2 separate regions of the Mus musculus genome follow, and region 1 is linked to region 2. The links are chromatin loops, found by intact Hi-C in ENCODE. Cell type or tissue: left cerebral cortex. All regions are shown on one strand. Links, peaks and the distances in the headings refer to the core of each region. The heading gives the core; the rest is flanking DNA. Region 1 has its middle 27 kb from the start of Gm34156. Region 2 overlaps Fam76b (family with sequence similarity 76, member B).

The links. Peaks named below come from ENCODE experiments on the same cell type or tissue, not always from the same donor. Only the 100,000 strongest peaks of a DNase experiment are listed, where the experiment ranks them.
Region 1: it touches region 2 in a loop (13-fold over the local background); 12 of 42 quality-filtered maps call a loop at or near these places.

What each region holds. Positions count from the first base shown.
Region 1 is chr9:14,338,456-14,347,260 of GRCm38, forward strand. No RefSeq gene overlaps it. Among named protein-coding and RNA genes, the nearest start is that of Gm34156, 27 kb to the right of the region's middle. In left cerebral cortex, for the core only: a CTCF peak has its summit at 4,013 (motif pointing left); a DNase peak (open chromatin) is centred at 3,997.
Region 2 is chr9:13,845,230-13,854,034 of GRCm38, forward strand. Fam76b (family with sequence similarity 76, member B) reads left to right here. Exons shown (of 10, transcript NM_176836.4): 10 at 1-1,312. Among named protein-coding and RNA genes, the nearest start is that of Fam76b, 22 kb to the left of the region's middle. In left cerebral cortex, for the core only: a CTCF peak has its summit at 3,989 (motif pointing right); DNase peaks (open chromatin) are centred at 3,585, 4,026 and 6,738.

The sequences.
Region 1 (8,805 bases), core at 553-8,552, 490 kb after region 2:
ACAAGACTGGATACCAGGTCCTGTCTGGCAGACACTAAAGCAGGAGGACTGAAAGAAAACTCCTAGCCCAGGAGAAGCCTTCCCCGACCACATGCCAGTCTCCTCTCTGACCATGGTTTCCAGTCTCTTCATTGCAGTCCTGTCCACTGGGCCTAGTATTGTCTCTTTGAGGTGGGCTTTTAAAAGCACTACTTCCATTCTATCTGGTTGAGAACCCCAGGTTTATCCTGTGGAGCTCTGAGCTCAATGCTACAACAAAGGCTATATTCCTGTGGAATGTAGAACGGCTATGTAAAGAGAAGAAACGGGGCAGGATTTAGACAGCACCAGACTTGCAGAAGAGCCCAGACTGGCCACAGAGTTCCCAGAGGCAGCTGTGATATCTAGAGAGAAGAAAGCCTTGAAGAGGGAGTTCTTTGAAGGCACAGCTGGCTGCACACCAGTCTTGGAGCTGGCAGCCTGCCTTGCTCAGACCAGCCAGAATGTCACTGGGAGGGTCAACAAATCAGAGGGTGTCACTTTAAAAAACCTTCAGAGCTGGGTTCTAATCAGCTTTACATGAAACATCATTTAAGCCAACACTTAAATGACCTGGGTTGAAAACGCTGACTTGGAAACTGCTGGAAACCACAGTTGGGAGGGGACAACTGCTGCCAGGAAGGGTTGGGATGGAGGCATCCCTGATCTGATGCTTTGTCACCACTCTGCAGCTGATGAGCTTGTGAGTGTTCAGACCCCTGGTAAATATACACTAAGCATGACATGGACAACAATGTTTCAAGTGGCATTTAAAAACGCACAAGATAGGGTCATGACCCTTACCTAACTCTGTCACTAAGAAGATAGAAGACAGAGGCCGTGGGGCATGGTCAAGTCCCTTAGGGCTGCTCCTCTTAGGACTGCTGGAGAGAAAGACTCAAGGACCATCAAAGCTGCCCTAGACAGACAGGGCACTCTGACCACAGAAAGGGAGGGTGCAGGGAGGGGCATGGATGGCCTGCATAGCAGGAGCACTACCGTGGGAGCAAGATGGCTGTGAGGGGTGAACATGGTCAGTGGGTAGAGAAAAGCTAGGGCAGGGCAGGGTCCATGTTGGACAGTAGTGAGAGGAAAGGAGGAAAGAGCCCAGACAAGAGTCTCTAAGCACAATCCAAGTGACTTGGCTTAGCCCAGGCTTCTGACAAGTGGGGGGGGGGGCTAGGGGGAAGGCGGGAAGGATAAGTATGTGGGGGTGGCAGTGTGTGTATGTGGGGGACTGAGATGTGGGGGTAAGTATATGGGTTGGCAGTGTGTATCAGGGGGAGAGATGTGTGTGTTGGTAAGTATGTGGGGGGTGAGTTGGGAGGTATAAGTATGTGGGGGTGACAGTGTATATACGTGGGAGGCTGAGGTGGGGGTAAATTATGTTGGGGTGGCAGTGTGTTTATGTGGGGGGCTGAGGTATGGAGGGGTAAGTATGTAGAGGTGGCTGTGTGTGTGTGTGTGTGTGTGTGTGTGTGTGTGTGTGTGTTTTCCTTATTTGAGATTCATTGTATAGCTTTAAAATCTACATGTGAATGAATGTCTGGGATGGGGAAATGGTTGTTCTGTGTCTACCATTCCTTCAAACGCACACTGTATCTTTTGTTAACTACCTACAAGGTTCTGAGCTCCTGGCTCCAGCTACAGAGGCAACAGGGACCACTGGAAGAATTCAGAATGATAGAAATGGAGTTTTAGAATGGTTGTCTGCATAGGAGGTTCCCAGGTATAAATACAGGACACCCAGGGACAGGTGAATTCCATATGAGGTAAATTCCATTTTTTATTTTAAAAATATACGTAAGTGTGGGTCATACAATACTCCCCCCCCCCAAAGTCTTAATTTAAGGGAGTATCTATTTTCCCTTTTTACCAACCCTTGCCCATGTAGGACATGGCAAACAAATGGGAATGAATCAAGGAAGAAGTCCAATGGAGTGGCGTTGAGAGGTTGGCTCCGTCGGCCGTGGAGTAGGCAGGTGGGGTGCTGTGAGCAGTTCTGAAGGCAGCTGACTAGGGTTCTGTGGCACAGGCCAAGCAGTAGCCCTAGACAGAGATGCAACTCCTGAATTAGACAAGGGACTTCTGTCCCCCCATGACTACTATTAGTCGATCAGGAGGACATCTCTCTACTCCTATCTCTGAGTGTAACAGTGAGCCCTGGCCACGCTACCTGCCATGCCCATGCTGGGAAAGCCATGTCCCTTCCTTACTGCCTGCCTGGTTATTTTGAGCAAAGGGTGATAGAATACCGATTTTGCCAGCACCGCCCTTTGGCCTACATGGCTTGGGCTTGGACAATCCCAGTTTCTCTACATACTAATGGCTCTGGGATAGACTACCCAGGCTTTTTCCCCAAACAGAAGGCAGTTTGTGATTTGCCCTTCTAATGCATTAATGTTTCTACATGTCAGTTTTAGGAGTGATGCTTACACAATGTCTAAACAGTTCCTTTTGAACCACAAATAATAGGTGTGTAAACCAACTCGAGGGCAGTGGTTCTCAGCTTGCTGAATGCTGGGGCGCTTTAATACAGTTCCACATGTTGTGGTGACCCCTGACCATGAAATTATTTCATTGCCACTTCAGAACTGTAACGTTGCTACTGTTGTGAACTGTAATGTAAATATCTGATAGGCAGGCTGTCCAATCCAACTCCCAAAGGGGTGGAGAGCCACAGACTGGGAACCACTGCACTAGAGCGTGGGTTTCCTCAAGTTCCCCACCAATCACTGTGGTCTTGAAAGTCCTTCCAGCCCCACATAAGTATCCTAACAGACTCACTTTCCACTTCCAGCCAGCCCTGCAGGCAGCTAATTGCTTTATCAAGGGTTTTAGTTGCTTTTCACAAGTCTCCCAGATTAAACCCCTTACTCTCCTTTTCAAAGTTTTTTAATCTTGGTTAGGGCCACCGCATCCTTCTCAAAGACATTCTCGATACACATGCTCATCATGGGTCAGGAGATCTTTTGTTTTTGGTTTTTGGTTTTTTTCGAGACAGGGTTTCTCTGTGTAGCCCTGGCTGTCCTGGAACTCACTTTGTAGACCAGGCTGGCCTCATACTCAGAAATCTGCCTGCCTCTGCCTCTCCTTCCCAAGTGCTGGGATTAAAGGCGTGCGCCACCACTGCATGGCTCAGGAGATCTTTTATATCTAGCATTGTTCTCATGGTTCAAATCCCTTCTCTGTCTCTGTCTCTGTCTCTGTCTCTCTCTCTCTCTCTCTCACACACACACACACACATACACACACACACACACACACACACACACACACACACACACACACACACACACATACTCATCACTACTCAGGCCTTCAGCTTTTTCCATCTGCTCCTCAAATACCCAAGAAAGGCTCTGTGCTACTCACACATTAAACCTACCATCCATCATGCCCGTATCTCACATTAAACCTACTGTCCACCATGCCTGTATCATACATTAAATTGTCCCATGCCTGAGGAGCCCTAGACAACTGCATTTTTCCAGCAGAGTTTGACATTCAGTATCTGACCATAGGCCCAATAGTGTATCCTTAACTGGAACATAGTAGGTTCCACTCTGCACAAAGGAAGTCACTCTCACGTGCAACACACACACACATGCACACACACACACACACACGGATGCACACATGTACTACATACAGATTTTCTCTGTTCCTCTTGTTGGAGACTTTTTAGCTACTTAAAACATTAACAGTTCTTAAAGGTAAGGAGGGACAGAAGAACAGTCCCCTCCACACAGGCAGTTTGCACCAGGTCTGCTAGTGAGTGACAAGGACAGTAACTTCCTTTTGGAGACCATCACCTGTTACAACCACTGAAGGATGCCCCATGCTGACCTGAGAAGGGGAGGAAAGAGAAACCACGTAGAAAAGATGGAGATGGAGCTTAACCTGGAAGATGCCCAAGTCCCACCTCACCAGTGGTAAGGGGAGGAGAGATGCCCAGGTACACACTTAGAAACTTGGAACAAGCATGCCCTCTGCAGGCAAGCCTAGGAAATGCACTCACTGTTCAAGGGTGTAGAGAACAACCCTATGGTCTAGGGGCTCCCAGGTGGCACAGGATTGCTCACGCTCCACAGTAAAAAGGACACTGTGGCATTCCAAGTGATGTCTGGCCACCTTGGAAGAAACTAGCAGGCTGCCAAACTGTTCTTTTGTTGTTGTTGTTTTGTTTGTTTGTTTGTTTGTTTTTTGTTCGTTTGTTTTTGGGTTTTTTGTTTGTTTGTTTTTGCTTTTCAAGATAGAGTTTCTCTGTGCAGTCCTGGCTGTCTTGGAACTCACTCTGTAGACCAGGCTGGCCTTGAACTCAGAAATCCACCTGCCTCTGCCTCTGCCTCCCAAGTGCTGGGATTAAAGGTGTGCAGCATCACTGCCCGGCTTGCCAAACTGTTCTTTTGCTACAAAGAATATAACTGCACCTTTGCTACACCTAACTTTTGGGCTGAGAGAACTGCCTTCTTGCTTCTTTCCCCCAGGGCTTGCCACCAGGCAGACCTGTGGACCAACGCTAGAGGCACTTTCTAGATGCAATTTGCAAGAAGCCTTTGATGTGGTTCCCACCACCAGCCTTCTTAGGCTGCCAAGGTGAGGACCCTCAGGGTGGGCAGGCATACACTGGGCTGAGCAGAAAGGCACCCTGGGACGCAACATGGCTCTCCACAGGCTGGAATCTGGGAGCCCAGAGGATCCTGAAGAACTAGGGTTGTGGGTTTCTTCTGGGAAACCCTCTACGCCCCAAGGCTCTGATCCAAAGAAAAGGAAAACAAAAGAGTAAAGAGTTTGTGCTAGCTGTCCTACCTGCCTTGCTTAGCCTTTCAATCTCACACTCCTGCCACCTATCTCCAGAGCTGCAAACGGGCAGGGAGGACAGAGGACGCTGGGACTCACATAATTTGCCCTCCTCAGACATACCAGGAGCCAGCCTGGCCACTCATCACAGCTGGGCACAAATACTTTGGCCTAGATCTGCAGTGCCTTGTGGGTGTCCAGGGGAACCCAGCAGCAGGGAAGAACCCAGAAAGACTCTGGTCTAGAGTGCAGTTCCCAGCAGGGGTGCTCTCTCCACCAAGGCCTGCTGGGATCCAGGGTCTTTTACTCAAGCATCTCCGAGCTTCCAGGCGGGTGTATGTGTGATACAGAAGCAGTCTGTGTGTATATTCAGCAGCTGCAGGCTTCCAGAACCAAACACTGCTCACTCTGAGCTCCTGCACAGGGTGCAGAAACACATGCAGGAGTGCATGTGCAGAAACACATGCAGGAGTGTGCTTGTGTGTGCCAGCCTGTCAGAGGGTTTCCATCCTTCTCATCTCTGGCCTCTGAATTTGCAGGTTTTTACATCTCCACTGTGTGTAAAGGTCACCAAACAATTCAGCGCCTACTCCTGAGGAAAATGAACTGTTGCTGGCATTTTTATTTTTAACTGGAGGCTCTAATTTGACAAGGATATTGTTTGGGGAGGCCCTGCAATCTCTGCCTTCAAGGAAGACGATGCTCCTCCGTGGCCAGTTCCGTGGCTCATCCCTAGCCTCTCCACCCCGAGCTCCCACCTCTTCCAGGATGTCGCAGGCCCCAAGCCCCTCTCTTTAGGGGAGATTTCTGCCTGGAGGGAGAAGGGAGCCCCTTCCTTGTCACACCCGGGAAAGTGGGTGGAGCTTTGCCTGCACTGTGAGTAGGTGCCAGCCCTTGACTCTTGGCTGACAGCACTAGCCAGAGCAACCGAGCCCCCAGGCAGGCTCTGAACTCTGTGCAAAGTCTGCTGCCAACAACAGCAGAGGAGCCTCAAACACAGCACAGTCTGGCTTGAAGAAATTAGCTAGGAACAACAACAACAACAAAAAATAGATAAACGCAGCTAATACTGAAATAGATACGCAGCCTACATATGCAGATGTAGATGAGAGATACAGATGTGTAGATAATATACAGCCATAGCTATAGAAATATGAACACACATTTTCCCACGTGCCCAGAGTTGAGGTGGGAAGCCGCCGAGACACTACCCCCTTTCCATCCCAGACCTCCAAGAGCCCTGGCAGGCGTTCCCTAACTCCAGTTCTATGCCCAGTGAATGGCATCAGCCTTCTGCCTATCACTGGTAACCTCAGTCTCTGTGTGTTTCCTATACTGATTCTTTGCTCCACACAACATTATCTTGCTTCTCTAGCAAATCTGTGTGGTCTCTTACTTCTCAACTCTTTGCACGAGAGACCGAGAGAACTGCACGGCCAAAACATGACTACCAGGAACAGTGTGCCAGCCTCGGGACCTCAGGCTTTCAGAGACGACAGGGAGGTAGAGTGGGGACCAATGACAGAGGAGTCGAGGGAATCGGGTGCAGATGGAGGGATAGGTGTTCTGGGAACATTTTAGAACGTGTTGCCACCCTTTCCTGATAAACATGACCCCCACCCCCACCCCGTCTCCCTCTCCTTTCCTTCTCTTTCCCATTTCTTTGCACCCATAAACCCTCAGTTTCCTCCACTGAAGCATTTGGGAGACTCAGCAGGCCTTCGTGAGGACTGAGTGAGCCAACATCTGTTCTTCAAATTAATGCCATTTCTATAGTTTTGGTTTTCTTTTCATCTTCTCTGCTTCCCCACAGCTTAAGAAGCTGAGGCTGGACCAGACACAGACTGGAGGATGGGGTCCAGGGAAGGCCGGCATCGTCCTAGCAGTTAGATACCTTCTCAAAAATTCCCAGAATTCCAAATATCACACAATCACAAAAACTATCTACAGCTGGCAAAATCATGCCTCTGCTAGAGCACAAGGCTCCAGTAGTGACAAGTGACACTCCAGCAGTGATAAGCGTGACAGGCCCTAAAAACCTGGGTGCTGTCCCGAGGCAAAAAGTTCACGGAAACTTAGTCTCCTGGAATCGTGGCATCCTGTATAACAAATACTCCAATGTTCTTGCTTTAGTCGGTAAACGGATCTGTGTGCTTTCCCTTAATATTGCTTTACTATAAGTGCCTCTATTTGACATATAGCTAGGTTAGATTCTTCACTGGTCCTAGTCAGTCAGTCCTTGAGCCGACCCTGGGCGTGGATAGCTAAGTCACTGCCCTACACAAGAATTTACATTATCTGGGAGGAAGGAAGTTTGTGATCTAAGGAGGAGCCAGAGTAAGATACTTAGAACTATAGATAGCTGAGTTCACCCATACACAAGTATTTACAGTGGCCTAGGGGGAAGGTGGACTACACAATAGACTAGAATAGGAACTATGGCAAGGGCATGAAGCCCTGGCTTCTAAGATTAAGTGGACCTTAGGTGGGCTGCTTTTTTTTTTTAATTAATTTATTTATTTTATGTGAGTACACTGTAGCTCTCTTCAGACACACCAGAAGAGTGCATCTGATCCCATTACAGATGGCTGAGAGCCACCATGTGGTTGCTGGGAATTGAACTCAGGACCTCTGGAAGAGCAGAGGGTGCTCTTAACCACTGAGCCATCTCTCCAGCTCAGGTGGGGCTGCTTTTGATTCCCAGTTCTTAGCATTGAATTTTATTCCAGTTAACATTGAATTTTATCCCAGTTGGTTCCTGCCAGTCCTCCCTTGTTTGCATTCCTCTGTTTTATGTAAGAGTCCAGTAACCTCATTGTACCTTGCTGGTGTGTCACCCAACTTCCCCATTTTCTTCTATATAAAAAGTTTGATACTCGATTTGACAAATTACATTCAGATCCACACTCCCTTGTGTTGTGTCTGTTTGTCACCTCTCCTTCTCGCCGACTCCTTTGCCCACCTACAACCAGAAACCCATTCTGCGCAGATAGGAGACCCGGAAGAGGTTAGTCTGTGGCAATGAACAATCTGAAGCACCCTCATACCCCATACCTAGGATTAAAACAAAATCATATTCTTACCAAAGTTCCAAAATTATCAAGCTGTGAACTGTCACGTGCGTCCCGGGAGTAGAGTAGTCCCTTGGAAGAGCAGTCAGTACTCTTTAACCACCGAGCACTTCCTACAGCCCCATAGCTCTGCTTTATAAGGCTTTTAATGTACTGTGTGTATGTGTTCATGCACAGCATCCCTGGAAAAAACAGCTTCTTTGTTACTGAGGTTTGAGAGCTCCTCCTTGCATAACATTGCAGCAGTCAGAAGAGCAGAGGGAGTACAGATTTAGTAGACTTAGACAAGTCATCAAACCTGGATACCTCAGCCTGAAGTTTCCTTACCTGCTAAATGAGACATTAATGATGACTTCCTGTGGCCAATCCACTTCTCCATCCCTAAATGCTTTACAGAAAGGATGGTGCCATTCATCCATGGACAGAGGCCGCCCCACTTCACTCCACTGCACCGAGCACAGTATTCTGGGATCTCCAAACAAGGTAAGCCATGTTTCTGGATCTTTTATAATGTCCTCTTTGGTAACCTAGACTGAAGCTGAGAAACCCATGCTCTTGGAGATGCTGTGTGGGCGCTGCGGTGAACAATGCCAGCGGGCAGCTTCTACCGCTCTGGCCTCCAGATGAGTACAGCCCCAGCCACCATCTGATTGCAATTTCATAAGACCCCCTCCCAACAGAATAGCCCCGTTGAACCCAGAAACTGACAAACCAAGATCTGCAATATGTAATTTTTAGCTACTAAGGCAAAGTTTGTTACACAAAGCTGCCTCCTGGGGGTGTTATAAAAATTAAATGAGATAGTTCATGCCAATGGAATAACAAGGTTCTCTGTCAGTGAAAACTAACCTTTTAAAAAGCAATCTACTTACAAGGTACAAGTTGCTCAACACCCATCGGGCATCTCCTAGTC
Region 2 (8,805 bases), core at 262-8,261:
CACCATACTTACTTTGTAAATTTAATACAAATCTGGAAAATTAAATAACTTTTATAATCAAATCCGTGCTTATGTCTGAATAATTGAAATCTGTAAGATTCAGACACTATTTATAAGTAATTTGCCTCAAAAGAATAAAATTGTCTATAAAAGGTTAACATAGTGTGGGATAGATTCTGAGAAATTACAGATCAGCTTCTGATGTTAGTTCTGGCTTCAAGGTGAATTCTAAACCTTCAGGCACTGCTGGCCACACCATATGACTTCTTTCTCTTAGGAATGTGCAGTTACACTTGTTTTCATCAGTCCTGAAAGGTTTATTTTTAGAGAATTGTTTATATGGTCTTCATATCAAAGATTAGTGTTAAGAATACATATAACAATTCATTTTAAATTACTCAGGTTTTAGTAAACTTCCCACAGTAGTTTGCTACAAGTGAAAGGAAATCTACAAGTTCAGAAAGACCTCATTTTCAAGTGACAGTAAGATTGAATTAGTCAGCTTTGGTAAGAGTCAGCTGTGTGCTGTCCTGGGGCCTCAGAAGCACACTCGCTCGCTCACTGTTTTCCACTTTGGTAGACAATGCCTTACTGTGGGGATTCCTGTCTGCAGGATCTGCTGCATTCATAAAGTCCTTATTACATTGCTTTACGTTTTGTTTGATTACAGTTTCTTGGCCAGTTTTCAATCCACAGTAGTCATAATTCTAAATGAACTACAGTAGTTCTGATACCTTGCTGGAGAAGATAGAAACAGAATCCCTCCTCCCCTTTTTAGCTAACATGGAAATTGGAAATCAGTTTAAAATAGTGAAGCTTTGTAAAGTGCAAGGCTAAAACTAAAATTTAGGACTTTACAGTATTCAGCCCTAATCAGACATACTCTTTATTCCATAACTTTATTTTATAACTTAAATTTTTTTTGCAATTGTATAAATTAGTGATTGAGTCTCAGTCCCAGATCTGTAGTGTATTGATCTAATGAATTGATACTCTTTAAACGTGGACCTGTCCAGAGGTACTATGGTGTGCTGTATTGTGCTTTTAGCCTGTTTGCTGCAGTTAGCATATCCCAGTGAGGGTCATATAGACTCCAGTTTATCATGTATTAATAGCCTGTGAATATTACAGTCATTTTTAGAGTATATTGGTCTAAATATGCATTTTCCGATGAGCCTGTTAAGCTGGTCACATGTATAGATTAACAAAATACTGTACCTGTATACATCTGACTGTTGGCATTTTGTACTTTTTTCTAAGCCAATATTTCACAATAAAATATGCCGAAAGCTTTGTGTTGATTCTGCTGTAATGAATGACTGTGATTTGGATGGCAAAAAACACATGTGTGCACGCTTGCGTGCACACACGCACAAATACTAAGTCCTGGGGACCACAAAACTTGGCCTCAGTCTGAAATCGCCATGTTGGCAGGATAGTCATGAATAGGAGGAGCTTGTCATGCCCCTGCCTCCTCCCACTCAGTTCCATTCTGTTCACTAGGTGATCATCTTCCTTCATAGCCCAATGAACTTCTTGAAATCTCCGCTCTTTGCAGTGTATATTGTGTCATTCTGTTGTCTGCATAATCTCCCCACTTCACACTCTTAGCTACATCTGCAAAGCCCCAGAGGTTCGTCTGAGTGCCGTGTGTCCAGGTTTAGTTAGGAATCCCATTATGGACATTTTGGGGTGAGGCACTGAGCATACTGCAAGGATCATGGTTTCCCCTCCTCCCAGTGAAGTCCTAGCTATGAGGGAAATGACTGGGACTGAACATTACAAGGACGCCCTAGCTGGTTCAGTCTGCCTGAGTGAGATGGATAAGCTGATCTGAGCATGTCACTATGAACGGTTACAGAAGATAAACCAATGGAATGAAACAGTCAGTGAATTTATGTATGTAGTTACAATGCAGACAAACACAACCATAAAACTTACACAATAGATTTTGAATATTGGTTATTTTATTATCTTCCAGTATTGGTAATGATACAATTATTCTTTACAAGTCTTTGTGACTCCTATTAAATACTTGGTTTTGATTCAGCTCATGAAAAAAGATGGATGGATTAAAGGTGTGCACCACCATGCCTGGCATGCCCCATTTTTGTGATAGAGCTTAATAAAGCTACACAAATAGCATTGTTTATGCCTGGAGTCCTGATACTTGAGAAACTGAGGCAGGAAAATCACAAGTTTGAGGCCAGCCTGGGCTATGTAATGAGATCCTGACTAAAAAGACAAAGCACTGACACCAACAGCCCCCATGAAATTATACTCAATACATATGTGTTCACTGAAGAAAACACGCACAACCAGTATTCAAGTAAGAAAGTAAAAAGACATCCACGGCTTGATTCTGTTCATCTTCCATTCATGTCTGAGTAGTGGCCATCATCATGCTGCAGTGTAATTTGGTTCCTGTTTCTCGATCATAGTAGAGGGAATCACTGCTATAAAAAAGTATAGGGCTGGACTTGAGATCTGCGGTAGAGCACAGGCAATCACTTTCATGTGCCATGTGCCAGGTCACTGTGAGGAGTCAAAAGTGTGCAAAGATCTGCAAGCATCAGATTGTTGCAGGGAGTGCAGAGTCTGCAAAAGATGGAATTACCAAAGGAAATATGATGCAACTGTGTTCTGTAAACTGCAAAAGTTCAGCTTTCCACACTTGCTGTGACTCCTGCCTTGTTTCTGTACTTGTTCCCCCTTTTATCCCTTTGTTCGAGCTTCCATCCTGTTTCCTTTTAAATTTTAAAAACAATACTCATTTTCTAGTTCATTAAGTGTTATCTGTAAGTCTAGTGCTGCATAAACGTACAATAGATCAGATCTACCTTCCTATTCATACTGTATTCAGTGCAACTTGGCTGGCAGCTCCATTTAGTTGTCTAAGCCTCTTAAACATATTTTACTATTTTAACCTGTGTGTGTGTGTGTGTGTGTGTGTGTGTGTGTGTGCCTCTCCAATGTGAGCCCTAGGATTTGAACTCAGGTTGTCAGGTTTGGTGGCAAGCACCTTTTCCTATTGAACTATCTTGCCAGCCTAAGCCTCTTAAATTTAATGTCCAAAGTTGTGTCCTAGTGCTTAGAAGTACCCAAACAGTCCAAGTGGAAGCCCCTCTTGATGTTCTCACCCTAGATGGAAACAATTCAATTTGTTGGGGCTCAAATCTTCAGTACTGTCCCGGACTCTTTCTCACACTCTGACCGTTCTTTCAAAATTTCTTCCAGCCCTAACTTCATAACATAACCAGAATTTAACTACTCTCCCCATCCCCTTCCATTTCCTCTGGTGACACTTCACTGTCATCATTTCTGAGAGTAATGTCTCCAGTGTTTTTGGACAATCAGGACAGCTAGGGTTGGAGAGGGCCTGCTCTGGGGATCAAGGGAATAAAGATTGGTCTCCTTCCCACATTCCAGCAAACAAAGCCTCCACAACCAAGAGCTGTTAGTAACGGTAGCTGCACGCCTGCATAACGAAGGGCTGTTAGGAAAGGTAGCTGCAAGCTCAGGTTGAGATCTGATCTCAACCTTAAATTAGTGTACCTTAAATTGGTGGCCTGTTAACAACACTGATTCTCATGGTTTTACAGGCCATGTACATGATGAAGGCGCTGGCTGATTCCACTTGTGGAGAGAGCGCCCATTCTCAGGTAGTGGTTTCTCATCACATCTTCAGATAGTGGCAAGTCAAGGGAGTTAGTTGTCTTCTCATATCTCAGGCATGGTCTAACTACACCCCCACCCCCACCCCGCGAACGCCCCCTCCCCCTTTCTGCAGTCATCCCTTGGAAATCCAGCAGAAGGATTTCAAAGAGATAAATACAAACACCTCTAACTGGAAACCCCCAGAATGGGTTTACATTTCAGCTGCCCAATAGCCCAAACACCTTGACTTTAAAACAACTTGTATAAAATTACAGGTCACGCAATGAATCCTGGAGCCATTTTAAGCTTTCTGAAAATTCCTACCAATGTCCACCAGAGGGAGGGCTCTGCTACCAAACCATGCTATCTATGCAGTGGTTTCCTTCTCAGCCAGACCAGCCCTAGGACCTGCTTCAGTAAGAGCAAGCCTAGTTTTTGGTTGTGAGCCTAGCCTTTAAAAGCTGAGTCATCGCCAGCCTAGTGAATTTATAGTTGAATGTTTTCTTATACATGAGAGTGTGTTTCCAGAAATGGTTAAATTTGGATAATTCCATCATATCCCCCAACTCCCAATCAAGTCAACTGATTAGCTCAATAAAAGTGACTTTGAAAGTATCATTTTCTCTTTGGTTGAAGTGCTTTTGAATTCAGAGTTAGTATTTTTAAAATTTCTTTAAGAACATCACACTGGGGCTGGTGAGATGGCTCAGCAGGTAAGAGCACCGACTGCTCTTCCAAAGGTCCTGAGTTCAAATCCCAGCAACCACATGGTGGCTCACAACCATCTGTCACGACATCTGATGCCCTCTTCTGGAGTGTCTGAAGATAGCTACAGTGTAATTACATATAATTAATAAGTAAATTTTTTTAAAAATCACACAATATTTGAACATTTATTTCACTTCCAGTGGTCCCACTAATGCTTAGAGTACAGTGTGTATTTTTGTCCTTTATGTACACCCAAATATCCCTGTTCTTATTGTGCTGGAGGGAAACCCAGGACCTAGCAGACCTGAATTAGAAGTTGCCATCTCCAGCAAAGGCAGTATGCTCTGTGGAAGTGTGGCATGGATAGTGTGCATCACTGTGCTTTTCTGTGGATGCAGCCTAGTGCCATCCAACACACAGCTTGGGCAGCCAAGAAGATGCTCCCATGCTCCCAGTGCCCTCTGCATGAGAAGTGGCATGCTTTGAATCAAGCTGTTGCTTGAGTTAGATGAACGATTCTCAACCTATAGGGAGGGAGTCATTCAACCTTTGAGGGTTGGATGACCCTGGGCACAGCGGTCACCTAAGACCGTCCTGCATATTAAATATTTACATTACAATTTCACAACGGCAAAAAAGACAGTTATGAAGTAGCCGTGAGATAATTCTATTGGTTGGGAGATCACCACAGCATGAGGAACTGTATTAAATGAACACAGCAATAGGAAGGCGAGGGCCACTGCCGTAGATGGTTCTTAAAGGGTCATTGTCTTATGCTTGTTTCTTGTTTTTGCTTTTCTCTATATGGTAAAGCTTCCCTTAGGCATTGCTAATAAGACAGCCTTAGAAACCAGGAATCTTACAGACTGGGCTTCTGTTGCAAATTCTTCTTGTGTTGTTGATTTTTAATGCAGCCCAAATGACTGTGCCTCCTTTGCTATGTGAAAACCTATCAACTATGGGCCAGGATAAGCATGTCAGTTTTCTCAGATGAAATCTTAACCTTTTTTGAGTAAATGTCCAGTGTATAGGCATACTGTAGCAAATGTTCTAGTGTGTTAGCGCTCTGAACAATGCTCCTGGCATGTTACAGCTTGTTCAATGGATAACTTAGATTTCTGGAAGATAGTGAGTTAAACTCGAAATAAGGGGTGGGCCAGATGTGAAGATGGAGCTAAGGCCCTTTGCTGTCTAATGTCTAGTGTGTCTTGGTACCTCGTGACTTTCAGTCTTATATATTTTTATAAGTGATATGTATACACATATTCCTACAATGTTAGTTCACACATCTCTTCAAATGTTTCCAAAGGTTTCTTAGCCTACCAACTAGCATCCTGCCAATAGCCACAGCCCTTCTCCAGCTAGAGCATCTGCCATCTCTCTTCATTTTACTATTTTGGCTTGGCTTGTACCAAAGCAAGGAGACTTAGAGCAGTATTATTAAGTTTTACTTTGTTTTGAGGCAGTTCAGGTTATTGGCCTTGAACTCACTGTAGGCAAGAATGACATTAAACTACTGATTCTGCGGCTTCTACCTTCTACACACTGAGGTTACAGGTGTATGCCACCATGCCCTCACCCATATTCCTGTAACTCCACCTTGGTCTGTCATGGGTTTCTTATCTGGGGTGATTAGATGTGTGTCTCTCCAGAAAATGTCTTGTCACACAACAATGTCATACTCTGTGAAATGTAAGTCATTATCCTGATGTGTCTATTATTAAGCACTTGACATTTTCAAGAAAAATAGACCATTTTAGGAAACAGAAATGGGAACATGGTGTGATCTGACTGTTCAGTAGGCTTGGCATTTGTTGATCTGTGGTGCTATCTGACTTTTTATGGAAGAGTATGCACAATTTTAAAGAATAGTTTATGAATGCTGTGCAGCTTATAGTGTAGACAGTATCAAAAACTAAAGTGAACTTTAATGTTTGAAATCTATATGCAAAACAATATTAAAATTTTTAAATTAGTGCTGGTGAAATGCTCAGAGTCCTTGCAGCTCCCCCAAAGGACCAGAGTATGGCTCCCAGAATGCACTCTGGGCAGCTCACTTACTCCCCTGTTCTATAGCTGCAGGAAATCTGATGCCCTCTTCTGGCCTCCACAGGACTCCACATGGAGATGTGTGTGTGTGTGTGTGTGTGTGTGTGTGTGTGTGTGTGTGTGTGTGTGTTCAGACAGACACACACACAGATAAAACACTAAGCAAACAAACAAACCCTTTCAGAAAGAGTAGCAACCTCACCATGCCAGAGTAGTTGCAAATGCCAGCTTAGGTTGTGGGAGCATCACACAGAGCTTCTCTATCTCTGGCTGTGAAACTGGATATCCTGCCCAGCATTACCACCCACAGTTCCTTCAGGGCCGAGCGGCAGATGTGATGGGTCTTAGAAAGTCACTGAACAATGAAGTAGCTCAGTACCTAAGAAGACACGCAGAACACGTTGTTGCCGTATTTAGTAAGTACCAGTGGAACTGAGGACCATGGGCTGTTTAAGCTGAGTGTTCCTGTCCCTGGCTTCCAGGGGCACACCCAGAGCTGGAGTTCTTTTCACTCATCCACTGGAAACTTCCTAATGGCTTTGAATGTTGATCTTAACCTTCTTTATATGCATTTCTACTCGCATTTTCATTTGACAGCATGGACCAGAAATCAAGCCCTTTTTCTGCTGTGCCTGGGATTGAGCCCAGGGCTTTATATGCACTAGTCCAGCATTGTACCAGTGAGTTACAGACTGGTAGTAAAAAGCTAGCCTTTCTGAATTTGTAAAAGACACAACTGGCTCTCAGATGTACTTTGGTACTTTTGTTGTCAGCACAATGCAAACTGGATTCTCACCAGTGTGTGAAGTATGTTAGCTGTCATTAGCAGGCTCAAAGAGTTTTACAAGTGGGGATCAGCATGAGTTCACCTCCACAGACACCTTGCAAGACTCAGCACCTCAGCATAAGGACCCTCGGAGGGTGGGAATGAAGACCAGGACTGAAGCTGAGAAGAGCATTCCACAGCCTACAGCAAGGCCCCAAAAGCCTAAGTATGGCTGAAGTGAGAGGCCGCCAGGGAGCGGGGGGCGTCATGGAAGTCCCACACAGAACAAACACAGGCCCTCAGCCACTTTCCCAGGCATGATGGCAGATAGGAGATGCCAATAAATACTTTAGAAGAGAGAGAGTGGAGGTAGAGCTGAGATAAGATGCTGCAGAGGGGAACGGCAGGGATGCAGCTACTGTAGAGTGCAGGACCCAGGAAAGATGGAAGGATGAGCTGGATGAAAGACTGATGAAGTCTTAAACTATTTGGAACCTATCAAGGTAGCTATCTGGAGTCTTGCTCACTAGAATAATTAACTCAAGACACTCTGCAATTAATGATGACAGACATGGCTGAAGGCCAGAGTGAGTCAACATGGGAGAGATGGGAATGCCATTACATTTTACAAAGAGATGGTGAGATCTCTAAGTTTACTTATCTGAACTCTCAGCTAAACTAGAGTTACTCAGTGTGTTGTGTTGAGTCATAAGTGTGGAGGGATTTTAATCCTGTAAGCACAGCAGGCAAGGCAGGAACTAGAGAGGTTGTTAATGCATTATCAAGCTGCCGTAAATATGACACACAAGACAAAGCACTTTATTGTGCTCATGGTTTCCCAGGCCTGTGTTCGGGCTTCATGCTCTTCCATACAGCCCAAGCTAGGATGGCTTCTACTTGCTTCACAACAGCTACAGGCTCAGTGGGGAGCTGTGAGGCATCTGGAGCAAACCCAGTGTACTGGCAAGTTTTGTGTCAACTTGACACAGCTGGAGTTACCACAGAGAAAGGAGCTTCAGTTGAGGAAATGCCTCCATGAGATCCAACTGTAAGGCATTTTCTCAATTAGTGATCAAGGGGGAAAGGCCCCTTGTGGGTGGGACCATCTCTGGGCTGGTAATCTTGGGCTCTATAAGAGAGCAGGCTGAGCAAGCCAGGTGAGGCAAGCCAGTAAAGAACATCCCTCCATGGCCTCTGCATCAGCTCTTGCTTCCTGACCTGCTTGAGTTCCAGTCCTGACTTCCTTTGGTGATGAGCAGCAGTGTGGAAGTGTAAGCCAAATAAACCCTTTCCTCCCAACTTGCTTCTTGGTCATGATGTTTGTGCAGGAATAGAAACCCTGACTAAGACACCCAATAACAAAAGACAGAATCACCTAGAAGCATCTTTACACAGGCATAGAAGCTATTGGGGTGGCATTAGGACTTGGTTCTGATGGGACTGCCAATTAGAATTCCTACGTGAGGTCTTTTCATGTAGTTTGATTTTCATGTAATGGTTGACTTGTCCAGAAAACAAAAGTAGAAGCTTCCTGGCTTCCAGTGTGTGTCATACTCTGTCACTTTTCCTGTTTTGTGTTGGTCATAGCAACCCGTGCAGGCACAACAGTGACATAAACAAATTAT